3 separate regions of the Homo sapiens genome follow, and all the other regions are linked to region 1. A link is an interaction called in ENCODE POLR2A ChIA-PET data of the cell type or tissue named here. Cell type or tissue: HepG2. All regions are shown on one strand. Each heading gives the region's core, and the rest is flanking DNA. Links, peaks and the distances in the headings are about the cores only.

The links. Peaks named below come from ENCODE experiments on the same cell type or tissue, not always from the same donor. Only the 100,000 strongest peaks of a DNase experiment are listed, where the experiment ranks them.
Region 2: POLR2A ChIA-PET joins it to region 1 with 6 read pairs; 2 of 35 experiments call an interaction of 5 or more read pairs at or near these places.
Region 3: POLR2A ChIA-PET joins it to region 1 with 6 read pairs; 1 of 35 experiments calls an interaction of 5 or more read pairs at or near these places.

Annotation. Positions count from the first base shown.
Region 1 is chr13:98,265,408-98,271,400 of GRCh38, reverse strand. The region is part of intron 2 of FARP1 (FERM, ARH/RhoGEF and pleckstrin domain protein 1); the gene reads right to left. Among named protein-coding and RNA genes, the nearest start is that of MIR3170, 60 kb to the right of the region's middle. In HepG2, for the core only: no CTCF peak of the experiment used is centred there; DNase peaks (open chromatin) are centred at 3,750, 4,110 and 5,010; H3K4me3 peaks cover 1,923 bases.
Region 2 is chr13:98,187,405-98,193,840 of GRCh38, reverse strand. All of the region lies in intron 1 of FARP1 (FERM, ARH/RhoGEF and pleckstrin domain protein 1), which reads right to left. Among named protein-coding and RNA genes, the nearest start is that of RNF113B, 13 kb to the right of the region's middle. In HepG2, for the core only: no CTCF peak of the experiment used is centred there; a DNase peak (open chromatin) is centred at 2,580.
Region 3 is chr13:98,201,129-98,205,876 of GRCh38, reverse strand. All of the region lies in intron 1 of FARP1 (FERM, ARH/RhoGEF and pleckstrin domain protein 1), which reads right to left. It also overlaps the pseudogene RN7SKP8. Among named protein-coding and RNA genes, the nearest start is that of MIR3170, 5.0 kb to the left of the region's middle. RefSeq lists an enhancer at 3,488-3,782. In HepG2, for the core only: no CTCF peak of the experiment used is centred there; a DNase peak (open chromatin) is centred at 3,636.

The DNA.
Region 1 (5,993 bases), core at 3,494-5,993:
ATATATATATGTATACTTGTCAGTACTGTCAATGTAAGAGGAGATAAGACTCACCACCGTTAAGAGGAGCATTTAGCAAATGACGCCAAGTGGGTCCTTGGAAAAAAGTCGTCACCGTGTGCTGGTTTGTAGATGTGTTCTCTCTTCCAAACTCTAGATTTCATTAGGGCAGATTCTCGGCCTAATTTGTTGAGTTGTTTCTCAACAACTAGCGTAGTGTCTAAGCCAGAGCAGACTCTCAGGTGTTTATGAATGAAGGAAACAGTTCTTTCATTTCCTTGAATAATCCTAAGTAGGCTGCTTTCAGCTCTTCTGTCATCCTGACTTGGGAAATTATTGAGACATCAGCAAAATGTATAATCGTCTTCATGAAAAGAGAGCTCACACAACTGCAATTCGCCTCGTCTTACATCATGATTTCTGATTCAGAGGACAGCAATGTAAAACCGTGAAGAAACGATGGCTCAGAGGGTGGCATCTAGACTCGTACCCTGGCCTGCCCTCGGGGCCCCTGCTCTCTGCAGTATACCACACCATCTCTGTACACTGCCTTGCGTGAATGTTCCATTTAGAAGAGAAGAGAGAAAAGAAAAAAATTAAAAGATATACATGCTTAGTTTCCCAATTTCTAAGTTGTCCCAATTCTCAGGCTAAGAAATCTGTTCTCATGACATAAAGTTAGCCATGTGCAGGATGAGTTAACTGATCTAGATCATGAAAATATTCACCATCCTGCATTGCTCCTCAACAAGTTTCAGTCAGGCTATCATGAAGCTGGTATCTGCAAACTCATCGGTTTCCTGCACACAGAGGAACTCTCAAGGTGCCAGGAGCTACCTCATTTCTAGGAAGGGAGCTGCGTCCTCAGGATGAGCATTCAACAAAATGAATTCTCCCAAGGAAGATACGCTGAGGCATTGTAAGTCATGAATAGTTTAAAAACCAGGACCCTACAATGCCCATGTCCACATTTAAAACCAGATGTGCAATCTTACATGTTCATATAAAGAATTTAGAGCACCGAGAGCTCTTGGAAAATAAGCACAAAACCCTTTTGACGGATATACTACTTGTATATTACTGAGGATGTGTGAACAGCTCAATCTTCATTCAACTGTCATAGAGACCAAGGATGGACCTTGACCAAATGAGAAGGGATGGGCTTAACACATGTTCTTCTATGGTCAAATGTGCAAGAAAGCACCACTGGAAAATCACCTAAATTTACCCAAGAAAAACAATTTTCTTGGTATTCAAGATAAACATAAAGCCAATTTTATGTACTGCATTTCTCCTTCTATAAAATTACCTATTCTCAAAAGCCTTTCAGTTAGATTCAGTGATCTCAGCTCACTGCAACCTCCGCCTCTCAGGTTCAAGTGATTCTCTGGCCTCAGCCTCCCAAGTAGTTGGGACTACAGGCGTGCACTACCAAGCCCGGCTAATTTTGTATTTTTAGTAGAGACATGTTGCTCAGGCCCGTCTCAAACTCCTGAACTCAAAGTGATCCACCCACCTCGGCCTTCCAAAGTGCTGGAATTACAGGCGTGAGCCACTGGGCCCAGCCCATGGTAAGTCTTAAATAAATAACAACTGAATTTTATTCTTACCTGAACCAACATCTTCGCTGACACCCCCCGACCACTCACTCAGGCAATATAGTCCCAGTAGTTAAGAAAAATAGTAACAAATTAAATTTTCTCTTCCCCAACCCCTTCCTTGACAAACAACAAGGTCAAGAATGAGCAGTCACTGAAAGCTAAATATTATGTTGACCCAAGAGTGGGACAAGGTTCAGTGTTTCTGGGCCTGACAGGCCCCTCATGAGCCTCATGTCCTCATTTGCCAAAAGCAAATAGAAATATCTGCCCCATCAATTTCATAGGGCTGCTGTGGATGAGTCTGTTGAGATGCCAAATGGCTTAGAACACAGTACACGAATGTAAGCACTAGTAACTAGAATCATCTTGGCGGGGAGGGCCTCAAAATCTGAACTTAATGAACAGAAATGACCACTCAATTCAAGCTCATTTTCCTGCTAAAAGAATCCATGAAGATTTTGTTTATACTTAAGTTATCCACTTAACTACTTTTATCCTTTTTCACAGATAATGAAAGAGCATCAAAAAGCAGCTCATGACATTCACCTAGAAAGATCACCATTAGAACTGCAGGGAGATATATTTAGATGAGGTTGACTGACTGAGGGAAGGTAGGGTAGAAACAAGCATATCAAGGGTCAGGGCAGTTCATTTTACCATAATTTTAATATTAAAACAAAGCCAGTAAATTACCAATATTTATTAAATACTATAGCTGCACAATAAAGCCATCCACAGAGTCCCTTAACTCAGCTACCAGAAGGGAGAGGCTGGGCATGATGGCTCATGCCTGTAATCCCAGAACTTTGGGAGGCCAAGGCAGGAGTATCCCTTGAGCCCAGGAGTTCAAGACCAGCCTGGGGAATATGGCGAAACCTCGTTTCTACAAATAAAAATAAAAATAAAAAAATAAAAATAAATAAAAATTAGCCGAGCGTGGTGGCACATACCTGTAGTCTCAGCTACTTGGGAAGCTGTATACACACACACACACACACACACACACACACACACACACACAAAGAAGGGAAAGGCCAGATGCAGTAGCTCACACCTGTAATCCCAGCACTTTGGCAAGCCAAGGCAAGAGGATCACTTGAGGTCAGAAGTTCGAGACCATCCTGGCCAACATGATGAAACCCTGTCTCTACTAAAAATACAAAAATTAGCCGGGCGTGTTGGTGGGCGCCTGTAATCCCAGGTACTCAGGAGGCTGACGCAGGAGAATCATTTGAACCCAGGAGGTGGAGGTTGCAGTGAGCTGAGATCGCGCCACTGCACTCCAGCCTGGGTGACAGAGCGAGACTCCATCTCAAAAAATAAAAGAGAAGGGAGAAACAGAATCTTTAGTCAGCGTAGATGTGCTTTGGGGAGTGGGAAGAGGTTTCTGCTGGCCAGTATCTCTTCCTGCTGACCCAACCCCATGGCCTTATCTTCAGCTGAATCCTCCATACATGCAAACCTATTTATTCCAGGCAACGGCAACCTTTTTCTGCAAAGGGCCAGACAGCACAAATTTCAGCTTTGTGGTCCACTTGGTCTTGACTCTGCTGCTGTGGCACAAGAGCCCCCACAGGCAACCCCAAAACAAATGGGCAGGACTTTAGTCAATAAAATTTCATCTCTGGACACTGAAATGTGAATTTCATGTCATTTTCACATGTCCCCAAAATAGCCTTCTTTTTCCATCTTCAACCAGTTAAAAATGTAAATGGATACAGAGTTTCCGTTCTGCAGCGTGAAAAAGTTCTGGAGGTCGAACAATGTGCCTGTATGTAATGCTGCCCAACTGAGCCCTTGCAAATGGTGAAGATGATAAATTGTATGTTATGTGTACTCTACCACAATTTTAGAAGATTTTTTTAAGTATCCGTGTCTGGCCTTGAAGCTGTAGCTTTGCTGCCCCTGAGGGAGCCCCACCTTCCAATTTCATTTTGAAACAGGATATGAGGTGTACTGCAGGTTAACCAAAAGTGAGTAGACAGCAGTCAGACATCACTGGACAAGGCCCAGGATCAGAGGCCCCAGGAACCCAGCACGTCCTGCAGTCCTCGGTGGGAAGGCAAAGGCCTGAGGTCCGCGGCTGCGCCTGCAGGGTGAGGGGACATACACTGTCTGGATTCCCGTCGTGTTTCTGTTGACCTTGCCTGAAGGCTTCTGAACTGTGAGGCACATCCCTTCAGCTTGTGTGGACCTACGGGGCTGGAACATTTTCCAATAAGGATATAGAAACTGGATTTGAGAAGGATCCACGGGCCTCATCAGCAGCCCTCCATAGGCCGAGAGTCCAACCTTGGGAAGGATATGGGGGGGTGGGAGCGTCTGCAACCCCCAACCACAGCAGCAGACCAGCAGAAAAGTCAAGAACAGGTTTGAGCAAAACAGTCTGGACAGGCTACAGAAAGCATTTACAACACCACCGAAGGGAAAATGGGCTCGGCCGACACAACCGGCCCTTTCCACATCCAGCCAATAACCAGACAGAGGTGCAGAGGCCAAGTTTACTCAAAGCAGTGAAAGCAGTTACTGTGAAGCAGGAAGACACGCCCCAAAGACAACTGCAGTCAGTCTGCACCATGCTGCCACGGTATCAAAGGGTTAAGTCAGAGTGTGAGTGTATCTTTAAGAAAAACATAGTGGTGGCCCTTGTCCAGATTTAGCCTGTGGCTGAAACCGTTTAGGTAAAAATATTTTTTCTTACTGTGCTATTCATTTAACACCTAGGTGAAATAATAACCCCTTTCTCTGCACTTGTATACCACCCCTTTTTTTTTTTTTTTTTTTTTGAGATGGGAGTCTTGACCATCACCCAGGCTGGAGTACAGTGGTGTGACCTTGGCTCACTGCAACCTCCACCTCCCAGGTTCAAGAGATTTTCCTGCCTCAGCCTCCTGAGTAGCTGGGATTACAGACGTGCACCACCGCACCCGGCTAATTTTTTGTATTTTTAGTAGAGATGGGGTCTCACTTATGTTGGCCAGGCTGGTCTCGAACTCCTGACCTCAAGCGATCCACCCACCTCTGCCTCCCAAAATGCTGGGATTATAGGTGCGAGCCACCACGCCCGGCCTCATGCCATCCGTGTAGAATTTTCAATGTGTGTCTTATTGATAATTAAAGAACATCTTGGGGTTGTTTTTTCCTCTTTAATCTAAATGTAATACATGGAAATTTTAGGAACTGGTTTGAAATCTGCCAAAAGTAGTTTTTCCAAAGAGTAGTTCAGACCAACCCAGAACTCTTGCTTCTTGGCAGAGCAAGTAAGTAAGCTAGTTCTGGGTTAATGTTCACACCAGGGTGATCAGGCCTGATAGGAGTTTGCTGTGGACGCTGAGCTGGGCCCAGGGACTTCACCTCCTACTTCCTCCAAAGGACAAGGTCACTATTGTGAATCCTGCTTTACAGAGCAGGACAGAGGCCCAGAGAGCAAACCTGCCCAAGACCACACAGCTAGTATGTGGCCGAACTGGGACTGAAGCCCAGATCTTTGACACCAAAATGAATGTGTGTCCCTCTGTCTCGCGGCTTTTCAGATGGATCACACAGGAATGGGATGAAATAATGTACAAATCGCTGCCAATGTGAGCTGGAAATCCATTGACACAGAATGCTCACCCAGTGGTCACTCCTCACCAGGTCCCACCCTCCTCATCTAAAACAGGTTGGTGCAAATGGCATTCATTCATTTCATGCCCACTGACACCCATTTTGCCCTCATTATTCAGTCACTCTAGGAAAAAAAAATGGGAAAAAAAAGCGCTTTCAAGTCCTTTGGCTGTTTTTAGCCTATTGTTACTGTCACATAGGATGATCTACATCACCCTTGGGAAACAAGGGATTACTGTGGCAAGGAACTTTTGCGGCAAGTCACAGAGAATCAACTAGTCCCAGCGTACCATCTGACATGCAGCTTGACATATGGAGGTGGCACTTATATCAGCTGCCTCCTCTATCAGACTGTGAAGTCTGTGACGGCATCCCCACGCCACAGGATCCAGAGCTTCCAGCAGAACAGAAGCCCCATATACATGAGTTGTTGCAAGTAGAAATTAAATAAACATTTTTACAGTTAAGCAACAAGGGATGGGTGTAGCTCAGAGAAGCACAGTTAAAATCACCTAATTGTGTGTGTGTCTAAACAGCTGGATATGATCTCACATGTCGTATATAAATTCAGGAAGGGCTGGGCGCGGTGGCTCACGCCTGTAATCCCAGCACTTTGGGAGGCCAAGGCGGGCGGATCACGAGGTCAGGAGATCGAGACCATCCCGGCTAAAACGGTGAAACCCCGTCTCTACTAAAAATACAAAAAATTAGCCGGGCGTAGTGGCGGGCGCCTGTAGTCCCAGCTACTTGGGAGGCTGAGGCAGGAGAATGGCGTGAACCCGGGAG
Region 2 (6,436 bases), core at 1,620-4,119, 76 kb after region 1:
CTTCATTAAGACTAAATCAGGCCACAATCATCTCCTTTCTGTCTTTGACAGATGTCTAGGCTGGGAGATAAGGAGACTGTTAGAGCCATATCATAGCTGGATTTCCACAAGGCATTTGGAAGAAACAAGCATGACATGGTTGTGAATTAGACAGGAATTGGGGCTGGATGAAGGTACAGCAAAGTGGGTTGCTACTTGAAGAATGTGCCCAAAGAGTTTTGAATAATTAAAGAATGTCTCCAGAAACTTACCAGAATCTTTTATTAATTGCTTCAACGAAGGTTTTAATGACATGCAAGCCCTATTTTTGGATAAGAAAACACTAACACCAAGAAATGCCAGCAGGAAATTTGACAGGAATACACCATTGCTCTACACAAGACATCACTTCGTAGACTACGATCCCACGCACTCTGACAGGTTGCTCTAAATAAGTCAGCTGGCTGCTTCTATGAGGGGAAATAAACATATGTAAGAAGAGTCTTGGCTGGGCGTAGTGGCTCACGCCTGTAATCCCAGCACTTTGGGAGGCCGAGGCGGGTGGATCACGAGGTCAGGAGTTCAAGACCAGTCTGGCCAATATGGTGAAACCCTGTCTCTACTAAAAATACAAAAATTAGCCAGGCGTGGTGGTGCAAGCCTGTAGTCTCAGCTACTTGGGAGGCTGAGGCAGAAGAATCGCTTGAACCCGGGAGACAGATGTTGCAGTGAGCCTAGATTGCACCACTGCACTCCAGCCTGGGCAACAGAGTGAGACTCCATCTCGAAAAAAAAAAAAAAGAACAGTCTGGTTGTCTGGTAATTGGCAACCATAATTATTGGAAGACAAGGGCTGGCAGCATGGCATCTTACTTGTGAATGGTTGCTGACACACCCTGCCGGGGTTTGCGTGTGTGACACGTATACAACTTGTGGCTTAGGTGAGGGACTGAAGAAACATAGACATCTCATTAAATCTACTTCACTTGATAAAATACCAACTCAAAATTAGACGGACCAAGTTCTTTTTTATTACTTGTACAAGCAAATTTCTCTGGCTTCCTCACTTTTCTGGTCAATTTAAAACAGCTGCCTATAATCAATAATTTTTCTTAAAATGGCCCAGGAAATTTTTCTGGAGATCATCTTTTTGAAAGTAGAATAACAAGTCAGCCGGGCGCAGTGACTCACACTTGTAATCCCAGCACTTTGGGAGGCTGTGGCAGGTGGACCACCTGAAGTCAGGAGTTGGAGACCAGCCTGGCCAACATGGTGAAACCCTGTCTCTACTAAACATACAGAAAATTACCCAGGCGTCGTAGCAGATGTCTGTAATCCCAGCTACTCGAAAGGCTGAGGCAGGAGAATCCCTTGAACCTGAGAGGCAGAGGTTGCAGTGAGCTGAAATCATGCCACTGCACTCCAGTCTGGGAGACAGAGCAAGACTCCATCTCAGAAAAAAAAAAGTAACAGTCAATGTTACATTGCTGGGGTTGATGGCAATGTGATTCAACACACACAGAAATCAATGTGGACCAATACCATAAATACCCATAATTTGTCACTTATAGGAATTTGGCTTTGGGAAATCATCCCAAGGAATAAAAAGGCTATAAACACAAGCAATAAAAAGGCTATAAACGCAAAGAAAGGTTAACCAAACTGTAGCATATCTGCTGCCTAGAACAGTCTACACTCAAAAATCACAAACATGAAGACTGTGAAATGCAGAGGACTCAATTTGTTATGATGTTAAAGTTTGTTTTTTTTTTAAAGAATTTAAAAATTGCTTCTGCACAACGAGTAGGAATACACAGTGTCTGGATGTCAGATGCAAAGAATTTGACTTGCTGGGGTTTCGGGACTACAAGTCATTTTTCTCTAAAATTTATTTATTTACTTACGTATTTAATTTATTTAAGACAGAGTCTTGCTCTGTCACCCAGGCTGGAGTGCAGTGGCATGATCTTGCCTCACTGCCACCTCTGCCTCCTGGGTTCAAGTGATTCTCCTGCTTCAGCCTCCCGAGTAGCTGAGATTACAGGCATGCGCCACCACACCCAGCTAACTTTTGTATTTTTAGTAGGGACGGGGTTTTTCCATGTTGGCCAAGTTGGTCTCAAACTCCTAACCTCAGGTGATCTGCCCGCCTCGGCCTCCCAAAGTGCTGGGATTACAGGCATGAGCCACTGTACCTGGCCAAATTTATTTAACTAAGAGGTTGGTCTTATTGCTATATTACAGGAAGGAAAAAAAGAAATACTGAAAATAAAATGAAGAAGCATAGTCTCCCAGAATGCTTTCATAATTGAGATGAAATTCACGTTGGTAGTCTATACAGTATGAACAGGTTTATATTCCAAATATTTACTCTCATATTGATGAATACTTCATACCCCAAAGCATTTTCCACTATTACATGGTGGAAGAGTTCTCAAGTCAACCCTGGAAAGCCCATTTCACCACGATGAAGCTTAACAACACTATGAACAAGACCTAACTGCTATTTAGTTTCATTTCTGTTGACAAGTATATTCTGAAGCCCAGTTCAACATCCCCAGTGCTCGTTTCACCCAGTCCGAGACTCCCAAGGTTGCTCTTTGATGTTGAGAACACAGGCAGTGTTCTCAAAGGTTAGTACGGTCAAGGGTTCTACAGGTTGAAGCTCCTGGAAATAGGAAAAACAGGCACCATTATGAGGAACCTAGCAGCATCAGAGGTCACCACGACAGCTGGGGTAGGCCCGGGAGTTCCCTTAATGCCTCCAGCAGTGTCGGGCCGGAGAGGAAAGGTCCTGGCCACGTTGCGTGTCAGCTCTGCTTTTAGGAAGGATTGGGCATGGGTGGGCACAGTGCCAGAGGCAGGACCGGGGGAGATGATAAGATGCAGTGTCCATATATCCAGAACACTTGTAATTGGTATTCTGGAGTCAAGGACTACCTATGTCACTGTTTTTATTTTAAAAAAGAAAATCATGGAATGATCACTCATAGATCTACTTGAAATATCATATGAGGCTGGGCATGTTGGCTCATGCCTGTAATCTAAGCACTTTGGGAGGCCAAGCGGGGAGAATCACTTGAGGCCAGAAGTTCAAGACCCTGTCTCTCCAAAAAAAAAAAAAAAAACTTAAAAAGCTGGGCATGGTGGCATGCACCTATAGTCCTAGCTTCTCAGGATGCTGAGATGGGAGGATGGCTTGAGACCAGGAGCTGAGACTGCAGTGAGCTATGATTGTGCCACTGCACTCCAGCCTCAGTAACAGAGCGAGACCCTGTTTCTAAAAATAATAATAAATAAGTAAATGAAATGTCATCTGATGCTTATTACCCATTTCCCAGCTGGGAAGGAAAGGGATCCTGCTAATTTCCTATCAGTCAACCTTGATTTTGCTTCTAATAAGTTTGGAAGATAAGAGAGAGCACAAAATAAACATATACAGAGTTAAAGACTTTGAGGTAGGAGCTTTTTCAACACTGATTTATAATGAATGTATCTCTAGAAACAACAGCCTGAGAAAAAGGGAAGTTCTCAGAGTTTTACCATTTACCCTGGTGGTGTGGAGGTACAATGCAGGAATAGAGTTTGTTGTAAAAGGTTTGCACCATAATTGTTCCTATATTGATGCAAAAAAACCTTGTAGAAAAGGAGAAAATTGTAAAATATTTTTAAAGGAAATGACAAAGAAGTGGGGATCTCTTTAATCCCACCACCATTAAAATTTTTCAGCGGATCAACTCAAAAAGAGAAAAGTTAATATAAAGCCATTACAGACAGGGTCAAGAGAACCAACGGTGCAGGGATGAGGGGGAGGGACAGTGGCAACTGGCCAAGAACAGAAGACAAGGGCAATCTTCGGTCACTAAATACAGACATTTCTAGTAAAGGAAACACGGTATAATTTGAAGACAGAGAACTTGCATGAAAAAGGTAAAAATGTTTTAAATAAGCAGTAAAAAATAATTTTTAATTAAGTTTTTCAACAAGAATAGCCAACCCAAAAGGCTTTGGTTAATAGAAATCACAAATCTCAACTGTTGCTCCTGAAATTGTGATAATACACCATCTATAACTGAAATCTTTCCTGGGAAACTGAAAATAAAAATGCAAAACAGATTTATTACATTATGCCTCAAACTAGTTTTTAAATTGAAAATTCAACGATGCCTGACTTGAGAAGTTTTCTATAATATGCATGGCAATAATAAGTAAATATTCTCCCTCTCGAATACGTATTTAATTTGAATACATATTGGGCTGGTTAGGGAATTTCTATTCCTACAACTTACATAATCTGGTTAACTAATTTATCATATACTCAAGTTCCTTTCTGTTCTGCTCATTATAATACCAGGTTTCTTAACAGAATCTTTAATGATTCTCTCATCATCAAAAGCTGTTCTTGTCTGCCTGTTAAAATGACCAAAGTATGGCACAAAAAATGAAAAAATACCTTCTGTGAACTTGGTCTGAAACAGTCCATGGTAATTTAGGTAGACAAAGAACATTTATTTAAGAATGCATTATAAATTAAAGGCCTTAAATATATTTTAAGTGCTTTTCCTGTACTGCTTTATGATGACCAAAAAAAAAAAAAAAGTACTCATTTCTGACCACAGCCTTAAGAAATCTGCCCCAGCTGCCTGATCTACTTGAAGCCCTGCAAGGGGGCATGGGTTCATGTTCTTGGCCACTGGGCACACCTGGCTCTTCCTCCTTGTTAAGGAGTACATTCCCACAGGCCAGCACCCATCAGGCAACCCAGCCCGGGCCATTCACTGGGGACATCATGGGAAGTGACCTGCATCACAGGACAAGGAGAGGAGAAAGACACTCCTGCCCTGAGGCCCGTCTGACACCTGTGGAGCTGGCGAGCCTTCATGGGCCTTATCGGTTTGCCACCAAGCTGGACTTGTAACCTCAGAAACATCCTGGGTCCAGGGCCAAAGACTGTCCTCAGCACACATAAGGTCAATTGGTATCAATGACAGAAAGGAGCCTGGGCCCATACGGTGAGCCTCGGATGTGCAGGACATGCGTCCCCGTTTCACCCCCCGAACACTTCTGAAGGAGGACTTCGCAGGGACTTCTCTCAAGGAAGGAGGGTCCTTCAGAGTGCAGGGGGTGTGGACACCGCAGACTCCACCTCCCTTAGAGCCATAGTGAAGCCCACAGGGGACCCGCAGGTCAGCCTGGGCAACCCAGGAAGCAGTCAAGGCACAAGGGCACCGCTTTAAGCCTTCAGACATCTTAGCCTCTCCTTTCTAGCTAGAAAACTTCTTTCTCCTTTTTTTTTCTTTTGAGACGGAGTCTCACCCTGTCCCCCAGGCTGGAGTGTAATGGCATGATCTCGGCTCACTGCAACCTCCACCTCCAGGATTCAAGCGATTCTCCTGCCTCAGCCTCCCGAGTAGCTGGGATTACAGGCACACACCACCACGCCCAGCTTTATTTTTTTTCTTTGTATTTTTAGTAGAGACGGGGTTTCACCAGTGTTGGTCAGGCTGGTCTCGAACTCCTGACCTCGTGATCCGCCCGCCTCGGCCTCCCAAAGTGCTGGGATTACAGGTGTGAGCCACCGCACCCGGCCTGAAACTTCTTTAACAAATATTTATGAAGGCTTCTTTCTTACAGAAACTGTTCTGTTCAGGACACTCCTGTGAACAAGAGGCCCACGTGGGTGCTGCCGAAATGCGAGGGGTGTTCGGCCCCACCAGGAAAGTCCACTCAACCTGAACAACAAGCGGCAGCCATGTTCAAGCAGGCAGGGCTGCCAACTCACGCTCAGCAGAGCAAACTGCACCCAATCCAAGGGACCGCAGAGTTCTGAGAACATTTGCTCTCCCAGCTTAAAATAGCAAATGTGAACACTTTTCCTCAGGACTTTCATTTTCTTTGTCTCAAGTCAAAATAATTGTCTTCATGATTGACTGACTCCCCAAAGAGGGTTCAACATTTATTACATGTCATACTGAACAGCATGCTTTGCAGATTAAAATAGAACAAGACTCTGGTCACAGAAATTACATCAACAGGAGGAAAATGAAAATAAGATAACTAACTGTACATGTCCCCAACAGCCCTCTCCACTAGATTATTTCAACAGCCACACGATTTCTGCAGCTATAGTCTCCAGCTCCATATGGTAATCCAGCAACTTCTGGACTCAAATGATTTCCACTCAGCTATAACCATGTTGCTCTCCTGCTCAAAGCCTTCCACAGCTCTCATCACCTACGAAGTTGAATAAGTTATTTCGCCTGACATTCAAGGCCCTGTAAGGTGACATGAACTTACTTTCCAAGACTTTCTCTATTTCTCCCCAGGACACAGAGCCCCCTTCCTTACCACTGCCTGGATCCTCCTCCCCCACATCTCCACCTGCCAACATTCTGCTCCTTTATCAAAGATTATCTCAAATGCCATGAAACTTTTTCCATTCCCCTCTATTTGGGAG
Region 3 (4,748 bases), core at 2,140-4,639, 64 kb after region 1:
CATTAGCAGGAAATAAAGAATAAGGGTGGCAGACCTTAGGAGGACAAAATGGAAGAATGAAAATATCACCAAAATACAGGCCAAATGGGAAGCAGCTAAAAGGAAATATGCACTGGTGAAAATATGAAGGACCTAATGGGAAAGACTGAGAAAAGCAAGCAATAGATTTAAAACACAGAGAACTGGCTGGGCACGGTGGCTCACACCTGTAATCCCAGCACTTTGGGAGGCCAAGGCAGGTGGATCACAAGGTCAGGAGATCGAGACCACCCTGGCTAACACAGTGAAACCCCGTCTCTACTAAAAATACAAAAAAATTAGCCGGGCATGGTGGTGGGCACCTGAAGTCCCAGCTACTCAGGAAGCTAAGGCAAGAGAATGGCATGAACCCGGGAGGTGGAGCTTGCAGTGAGCCGAGATCACGCCACTGTACTCCAGCCTGGGTGACAGAGTGAGACTCTGTCTAAAAAAAACACAGAGAACTGATAGATATGGAAGACAGAGAGAGATGATCCAACATACCCACAATCGGTATCCCTAAAGAAACAAAAATCAAAGAATAGAACAGGAAAAAAAAAGCTTAAGGCATAATTCAGGAAAACATTTTAGAAATTAAAGATACTTGTGCATAATAAATGAAGATATCCTATTCCAGGGATAACTACCATAAAATGATCACCACAAAGATAATTTGACAACTCATTTCCTGAGTCATAGCTGGTCTTCAAACTTTAGGAAGGAATCATTTGGGCAGCTAGGCAAAAAGTTCAAATAAAGTATGAGGGGACAAAATTTTAGAATTGTCCACAGCAACATCCAAGGCTTAAATGCCAAAAACATCCTCAAAGAATTGTAACAGAATCAAAACTTTCATCACAAGCAAATTTTCATTCAACTATAATAGCCAAATTGTTTTGCTATTTTTTTTTTAGATAGGGTCTCACTCTGTCACCTGGGCTAGAGAGCAGTGGCATGATCACAGCTCACTGTAACCTCGAGCTCCTGGGCTCAAGCGATCCTCCTGCCTCAGCCTCCCAAGTAGCTGAGACTGCAAATATGCACCACCACCACCACCAGTTAGTATGCACAAAGTCTTGCTATGTTGCCCAGGCTAGTCTTGCACTCCTAGCCTCAAGCAATCTTTCTGCCTTGGCCTCCAAAGTGCTGGGACTACAGGCATAAGCCACCACATGCAGCCAATAGCCAAACATTTTAAACAGGTGAGAATTCAGAAGAATGTTAGCCAATCCCTTCTCAAAAAAACTACTAAAGGATAAACTTCAGCAAAACAAAAGGTAAATGGTGAAAGAATGAAAAACAATTATTAGTAAACTTTACAACCATTTATACTTTAAGAGAAAGAAAAAAATAATTGTAACAGCCACAGAATATTATATAATGCCTGACAATGTAGAAATAATGCAGCTAAAAAACTGGCAGGGAAAGGAGTAGAAATGGTGAGAGGCACTGTAAGTTACCTATTACCTCATGTTTTAAAACTGATAATAGGAAGATTTTAAATCTGCAAAAACATGAAGATGGTCAAGCACATGAAAAGATGTTCAACATCATTAATCATTAGGAAATGCAAATTATACACACAATAAGATATTTCACACCCACTGTAATGGTTATAACAAAAAAGACAGACAATAACAAGTGTTATCAAGAATGTGGAGAATCTGGATGTGAGGGCCATCTGGCTGTGACATCTGTCACCCCATTGATCGTCAGGGTTCATTGGGCTAGGGGTGATTGCCAGGGTTGATCTAGCTAACCTGGCTGGCTAGGCGGGTGTTCCTTTCCTCCCTCACCACTCCATGTGTGTCCCTTCCAAAACTGTGTGCTTGGCAGAAGAGGACGACCATCCCCGATAGAGGAGGACCGGTTTTCGGTCAAGGGTATACGAGTAGCTGTGCTCCCCCCTGCTAGGACTTCCAAATAAGCTCTCAAGAATGTGAAAAATCTGAAACTCATATACTGCTGGTTGCTGGAAGGAATATAAAATGCTGCAAACACTTTAAAAAGCATTTTGGCAGTTTCTTAAAATTGTAATCATAAGTTTGGCATGAAACCCAGCAAACCCTTCTCCTGGTGACCCCGCAATTCCACTCCTAGGTATCTTCCCAGGACAAATGAAAACATATGTCTGCACAGAAGTACATGCAGATGTCCACAGCCAAAAAAGGGCCAACAAGTGGATAACCCAATAATCCAAATAGTCATCAACTGGTGAGTGAATAAACCAAATGCGATCTATCCATACCAGGGAATATTGTTCTGCCACAAAAAGATGCAAAATGCTGACACACGCCACATAGATGGACCTCGCAAACATTTTGCTGAGTGACAAGAGCCACATGCAAAAGACACCATAAACCTATGATCCTATTAAATGTAATATCCAGCCAAGGCTTTATCAGGAGGATAAATATCCAGAAAGTAGTTGCCTGGGGCTGGGATTCGGAGCTCGATCAACAGCAAAGGGCACAAAGAATTGTGGTCTTTTTGGGGAGATAGAAATGTTCTGAAACTGGACCGTGGTGATGGTCACCCAACTCTGTAAACTGACTAAAAACCTTTGAATTGTACACCTGAAACAGGTCAAAGTTACGATTTGTGATTACACCTCCATAAATCTAAAAATGTCTATGTGTCCGTGAATATTCCTGTGAACACAAAGAGCCTCTCTGGAAGGAGAGGGAGGTAACTGGAAGGAGAGCTGACTCCAGTGAGGCGGCCAGCCTGGCCTGGGACAAAAGCAAGGCAGGCTGGGGACTGGCTTTTCATCAGATGCTCTTTTGGACCTTTTTAATTTTGTACCATATACCTATATGTTTAATTAAGAAGTAATTTGGGCCAGGGGCAGTGTCTCATGCCTGTAATCCCAACATTTTGGGAGGCTGAGGCAGGAGGATCACTTGAGGCCAGTAGTTTGAGATCAGTCTAGGCAACATAGCAAAACCCCGTCTCCACAAAAAATTTAAAAACTACCCAGGCATGGTGGTAAGCACCTGCAGTCCCAGCTACTTGCAGTGCTGAGGCAAGAGGATCACTTGAGACCAGAAATTTGTGGCTGTGGTGAGCTATGATTGTACCACTGCACTCCAATCCGGGCAACAAAGCAAGACCCTATCTCTTAAAAAAGAAAAAAAAAAGTAATTAAGAAGACTATGTTTCATTAAGAAGTAATTAAACAATTTTTAATTTAATCTACTAAAAGCACACACTCCTACCAACTACTCCTGCCCCACTGAGAGCATAAATCGAGTGAGATGAAATCACAGTGAAGAGGAACTACTTTCAATCAAGCCGGGTAGATGAAGAGAAACTTTTTGCAAGAGTTTGTTTCCCCTCTTCCAGTTTTAAATACAAGCAACTGAAAAATTCCAGGTTAAGAAAAACTCACAGAAACGTGTTATTCAAAGAAGAAGTCCAAGTGGCAGAGCTGCAGGAAGCCAAAGGGCTGGGTTCTGGGTCCTCCAACCACTTCTGTGCCCCATGTTGAAAGCAAAGAAGTGTGGATGTGCCATTGAGTGAGGGCAAAAAATCAAGTGTCAGACACCCAGGAGAGCAAAGAGCAAAGGGCAAAGGGCGTGTGATCAATCTCCAACAGCTCCGTGCATCTGGCTCTGCTCTTATGAGCCGGAAGCTGCCACAAAGCCACCTTGTGCCTCTGTCCCGGGGGAGCCACACGCCAGGAGCTGGCCCCAGGGGAGGCTGGGGTGGAGATAAACTAGAAAAGCTGCCAGCCCGGCCCTCCTCAAAAGCAAAGCAGCTCAGTTTGACTTCTCACAAGGGGTTAGGTAAGGGGTTTTGAGAAAGTTCAAAAACAGCTATCTGTGTGGATGGATTTGCTTATTTCCAAAAAGTCTGTGAGCAAAAGAAACAACTGCAGATCAACTGTTTTACATCAACCAGACACTTCAAACAGAGGAGGAACTGTTCGGCCTGTTTGATCATTTGGAAAAAGGAGACCAGGCTATTAACTGTCTACGAGCAGGGTACCCCTATTTCAACAACAAAGCAAGGAAATGAGAATTAACTGCAGAGCTCAAGATTCTCGCTTCACTGTTCCTTCTTGGCAACCATATTTTTTAACAATTTTTTTAATTAAATAGGTTATCTTAAATAACCCTGACAAGTCTCTGGAAAATAAGGAAAACTCAGAGCAAAAGAGAAATTTTCTCATCTTTATCATTTTCATAGGGGTTATTTCAAATGTCCAGTTCTACCCATATCCCTTTTCTACTCAAACACCTGAGTCCAATCAAAACCGAGTTAAATGTAAAAATTCCCAGCAAGGCATTTCAACCATCTGCCATGATGTCTCTCCTTTCAACTAAACCATCTTCTAATCCAGCTGAACTCTGCTGTTCAACACTCTTGTATCTTCCTGGCACTAAGCTTTTGCCGTTCTGTTTCTTTGAGGCAGGGTCTCGCTCTGTCACCCAGGCTGCAGTGCAGTGGCGCGATCTCAGCTCACTGCTCACTGTAACCTCTAACTCCTGGGCTCAAGCGTTCCTCCCCCGTTCAGCCTCCTGAATAGCTGGGCTGCAGGCACCTGCTACCATGCCCACGTAGGTTTTTAATTTTTGTAGTGAAAGAGTCTGGTTATGTTAGCCAGGCTGGTCTTGAACTCCCAGACTTTAGGGATCTGCTCACCTTGGCCTCCCGAAGTGCTGGGAGTACAGGCATGAACCACTGTGCCCAGCCTGTTCTGTTTCTTCCTGCTAAAACACCATCTT